Linked DNA regions of Homo sapiens: region 1 is linked to region 2. Evidence: read pairs that join two places in POLR2A ChIA-PET (ENCODE). Cell type or tissue: A673. All regions are shown on one strand.

The links. ChIA-PET counts read pairs that join two places held together with the same protein. Peaks named below come from ENCODE experiments on the same cell type or tissue, not always from the same donor. Only the 100,000 strongest peaks of a DNase experiment are listed, where the experiment ranks them.
Region 1: POLR2A ChIA-PET joins it to region 2 with 10 read pairs; 12 of 35 experiments call an interaction of 5 or more read pairs at or near these places.

The regions. Positions count from the first base shown.
Region 1 is chr15:40,195,729-40,198,228 of GRCh38, forward strand. It overlaps BUB1B (BUB1 mitotic checkpoint serine/threonine kinase B), which reads left to right. Exons shown (of 23, transcript NM_001211.6): 9 at 817-1,046. The region is part of intron 1 of LOC107984763 (a long non-coding RNA gene); the gene reads right to left. Among named protein-coding and RNA genes, the nearest start is that of BUB1B-PAK6, 20 kb to the right of the region's middle. In A673, no CTCF peak of the experiment used is centred here; no DNase peak of the experiment used is centred here.
Region 2 is chr15:40,097,512-40,100,011 of GRCh38, forward strand. The region is part of intron 4 of BMF (Bcl2 modifying factor); the gene reads right to left. Among named protein-coding and RNA genes, the nearest start is that of BMF, 10 kb to the right of the region's middle. RefSeq lists enhancers at 1-428, 1,075-1,644 and a silencer at 625-674. In A673, no CTCF peak of the experiment used is centred here; a DNase peak (open chromatin) is centred at 1,410; H3K27ac peaks cover 2,321 bases.

The sequences.
Region 1 (2,500 bases), 98 kb after region 2:
ATTAGTGATGCTGAACATTTTTTCATATGCTCGTTGGCCATTTGTTTATCTTTTGAAAATTGTCTATTCATGTCCTTAGCCCACTTTTTGATAGGATTGTTTGTTTTTTTCTTGCTGATTTGTTTGAGTTCCTGGTAGATTCTGGATATTAGTCCTTTGTCGGATGCATAGATCGTGAAGATTTTCTCCCACTCTGTGGGTTGTCTGTTTACTCTGCTGATTATTCCTTTTGCTGTGCAGAAGCTTTTTAGTTTAGTTTAGCCCCATCTAATTATCTTTGTTTTTGTTGCGTTTGCTTTTGGGTTCTTGGTCATGAAGTCTTTACCGAAGCCAATGTCTAGGAGGGTTTTTCCAGTGTTATCGTCTAGAATTTTTATGGTTTCAGATCTTAGATTTAATTAAGTCTTTGATCCACCTTGAGTTGATTTTTTGTATAAGGTGAGAGAGGAGGATCTAGTTTCATTCTCCTACTTGTGACTTGCCAATTATCCCAGCACCATTTGTTGAATAGAGTATCTTTCCCCACTTTACGCTTTTGTTTGCTTTGTCAAAGATCAGTTGACTGTGAGTATTTGGCTTTATTTCTGGGCTCTCTATTCTGTTCCATTGATCTATATGCCTGTTTTTATACCAGTATTATGCTGTTTTGGTGACTATGGCCTTACAGCATAGTTTGAAGTCAGGTAATGTAAGGCCTCCAGATTTGCAGAACATAATTATTGATGGCCCTTGTAAATTATTTTTAGCTTCTTTTATCAATCTTATTGATTTTTTTTATTTTGACCCATATGAATAATAGTAATTTTGCTTCTTTAGGACACCATGTAAAATTGAACCTAGTATAAACCACATCCTAAGCACCAGAAAGCCTGGAAAGGAAGAAGGAGATCCTCTACAAAGGGTTCAGAGCCATCAGCAAGCGTCTGAGGAGAAGAAAGAGAAGATGATGTATTGTAAGGAGAAGATTTATGCAGGAGTAGGGGAATTCTCCTTTGAAGAAATTCGGGCTGAAGTTTTCCGGAAGAAATTAAAAGAGCAAAGGGAAGGTGTGTGTAATTCAAGTTTGTGAAGAGGACTTAACTTAGTTGTGTGAAGGTTGAGCTGACCTATTAAGTCTGAAGAAAACTAACCTTATAGTTTGTACCTTTGTATGATGTTTCTATGGTAGTACTGTTTCTTTCTGTGTATCAGCCAAAATCCCACTGCTGCCTTCTATGGTTGTACTGTTTCTGTGTATCAGCCAAACTCCCATTGCTGCCTTCCATGAAAACTCCTTGGGGTGTGGGGGCACTGAGTATGTTTAGAAGTAAAGGAAGAAGTTCTGAACTGTATGAACAATTTATATTCCCCAATACAATAAGCAAGCAGCTATGATCCCTGACATGCATATATGTACATTCCATGCATCCCTATTAAGTACTTTTCCTAATGTTATTGCTTGAAATATTTCACTTTACCTTTGATACTTTGTCTGAAATTTCTCCAAGGGCTTATTTAGATTAACATAGTAGGTCATACTGCAGTGATTTAGATTATAGATATTCGTATTGTTTTTTAAAGACATTATATTTCTAAATTAAAGGAAAAGGTTTAAAAATTGAGATATGGGGAATTTTTGGGAAACAGGAAGCAGTTCTGATTCTGGAGCCTGGAGTACTTGAAGGCAAGAGGTAGGGCAGAATGGGCTGGAAAGTAGGGAAGTAAGGCATATGGGGCTTAAGGCATGAGAAGGTGAAGGAGAATAAAGAAGGGTACAGAAAATGAGGTAGGGGAGGGTCCACTTCCATTTAGACATTTTTTATTAGGATCTGTAAGGAGAAAGTAATGTTTCTTTTATACATCCGTATCCAGAATAACCTACTAATATAGCTCAGCTCTCTTAACAGGATGTGGTGTTTGTGGGGTTAGCTGGGAAACTTAACCATCACTTATACTTTGAGGAGCAATCTTTTCTGAGTTCCAGGTGACAACCTGGAAGCAAACTTTGGTAAAGCAGACTGTTAGTAAGTTTGAAATTGCCTTCATTTGTTACACTAATTAGTGTCATCCAAGATTGTCAAAAGTGCTCTGGGTTCAAATGGAACTTGTGTGTCTAGGTAGAAGAGAGGGATGGTTGCAAAGCAAGGTGTTGAGTAAGGCTTTTAAAAAAGGAGAACCACTCCAGCAAAGAAATAGGCTAGGAGGGTGGCCAAATATGAACCAGAAAAGGAACTAGGTATCTAGATAAAAACTGTTTCCTAAGGGAAAAGCTTAGTCTGTACCAGATATATAGAAGGAAAATGAAAGTCCATTTTAGGGCCAGGCACAGTGGCTCACACCTGTAATCCCAGCACTTTGGGAAAAAAAGACCAGCCTGGGCAACATGGTGAATTCTCATCTCTGTGGGAAAAAGAAAAGGTACATTTTGTTTTCAACTAGCCAAAGAAGGACCTACTCTAGATTACATGGGATTTAATTAGGAATAAGAAGGCATTGACCTCTGAGAATTTTTTAATACTCA
Region 2 (2,500 bases):
TGCTGGGCAGCAGGTATGGGGCGATTGGACCATGGTTCCAGAATCCATCAAATCTGTATGACGCCTAGCTCAGCAAATTACGGTGTGACTTGGACATGTTACCTCACTTCTCTGAGCCTCAGTTTCCTATAACACAGTGGCAATGGAGTCTAAAAGTCCAAGGTTGCTGTGGTGATTACGTAAGAAAAATATACATGAAGCACTGGGCCTGGGGGCTGCAAGGAGCAGGCTCCTCCTTCCCTGGGGAGCACAAGGAAAACCTGGGACTCACTGGCTTTGCAGAGCACGTCTCTCAATATGCTCTGCAACAGGGCCGGCCTGGGGAGCACCATCTTCCCGGCAGACTCACGAAATCCCTGGGAGATCCCTGACTTTCTGCTTTGAGACTGCCCACAGCAGCCACAGGCCATGGGGCTCAGGATTCTAGGCTGCCAGGGTAAGCCAAGGATTCTGAAACCCAGAGGGCAACCCCTTGGACCCAGTGGGCCCACTGCCTCAGACTGCTTCTGACCCAGAGGCCCGAGGAACGAGCAACGTGGCAAAACGGAAAAGGAAAAAAAAGACTCCTTGCCAAGAGCTTCCTCAGCCCAGCCAGCAGTGTTAACAGGACATTGAAGCCACCATGGCCACGCCCATTGCTTCTCTAAGGAAAAAAGAGCAGTCCGAAGCCAGCCAGCTCTCAGTGGAAGATGGCAAGGCTTCCTCTAACGCAACTGGAAGACACTGGCTCCAGCCACTGGGGGTTGAGGGGTACGGTTCGGGGACAGAGCTGTGCTGCACCATCCATGTCCCCAGACCCTTGTTTTGCACCTCCACAGCCTGGAGGGAGGAACTACTGAGACCCTTACTCAGTTTCCTTCAAGCTGAGAACAGCTCCATCAAACTACTGGGCAACTTCTTCAGAGCTCAGAAGGGCACAATGGTGTGTGCCCTGGTTAAAGAAGGGAGAGGGAGGGGGTTCGGGGGACAAGCCTGTTGTGTGTATTATGCTATGCAAAATAACCCCAGGTTCTGACACTCGACTTGGGGTCTTTTCAGCTGACTGTTCATGTCCTGTCCAGGACCAGGTCAAGGCAAACCAGGCAAGGAGGAAGGATGGAACCCTCCCCTTCACACACGGACTGATTGTGTGCTCTGGTCATGGAACATGACCTCTTGGCTGCCAGACATGGATCAAAAGGCAAACCAGTCATTTTTCTTTAACCTTCTTTCTTTGTGTCTCCCTTAGTCCCCTCCTCCCATCACCCACTTTCCAAAAAAAAAAGCCAATTTCCATCCCATGGCAGGCCTTGGTGGGGAGGGAATGAACTCTCCGGAACTACAAGGCCCTTCTCCTGGAAGAGAGAGCAGTCAGGTGCAGAGTGTGTGGGGAACTCAGCCTCTAGTCTGCCACGCTGATGACTCAGAAGCTAAATATAGCGAGCGATATAAACAGAGCCAGCCACAGAGCAAACACAGGGCCCCCAGCCCCGGCGCTGGCTCTCACGCACTCTGGCTCTCCGCAGTCCCTCCCCCAGCCTCATTCTTCCCCTGGCACTGTCCTAGGTGGGCCTCCCACTCCTGGGACAGAGGCTGGCTTCCTAGGGACCCATCTCACTCTATAGCAAACCTCTGGGGCCCCTGCCCGGGGCTGTCCCATCTAGACGCTGAGCAACCTAGTTAGCCAGCTTAAGTTCCAGAAAACCACTCACTAATAACTAGAGAATCCCAAAGTGTCAGGAAGCAATCAGGGGCTCCCTGAACAAAGGATCCAGTCTGCTAGGCAGAGAAGCTGCTAGTTAATAAACCATGCAAACACCAACTCGGGTACAACTTCCAAAAGAGCTCCCCAAATTACAAAGTCAGGTCCAAGCAAAATCCTAAAGTCATCTTTTAACATATTTCTAAAAGTACTCAACTGTCCCTGACTTAATAGTTATTTGTATCACAACTCCTAAAGGCCCTTCACATCAACTAGGCAAGGTAAGTATTAGAAACCAAGACTAAGCCGGGTGCAGTGGCTCACACCTGTAATCCCAGCACTTTGGGAGGCCGAGATGGGCGGATCGCCTGAGGTCGCGAGTTCAAGACAAGCCTGACCGACATGGAGAAACCCCGTCTCTACTAAAAATACAAAAATTAGCCAGGCATGGTGGTGCATGCCTGTAATTCCAGCTACTCAGGAGGCTGAGGCAGGACAATCACTTGAACCCGGAGGCAGAGGTTGCAGTGAGCCGAGATCGCACCACTGTACTCCAGCTTGGCAAGAAGAACGAAACGCTGTCTCACCAAAAAAAAAAAAAAAAAAAAAAGGCTTGGAGAGATTACATGATTTGCCCACGAACACATAACTTATAAGTGGCAGAGCTGGGATTTTAACAGATCTGCCTACAAGTCTAGGATCCTTTTTGTGATATTACAGCTAAAGATGGTTTCAACTGAGTGGCTGAAAGTTTTCTCAGATTTCATTTGCCAAAAAGTCTAATTACTATTCAGAGATTTCCAAACCCGGCTTTTCTGA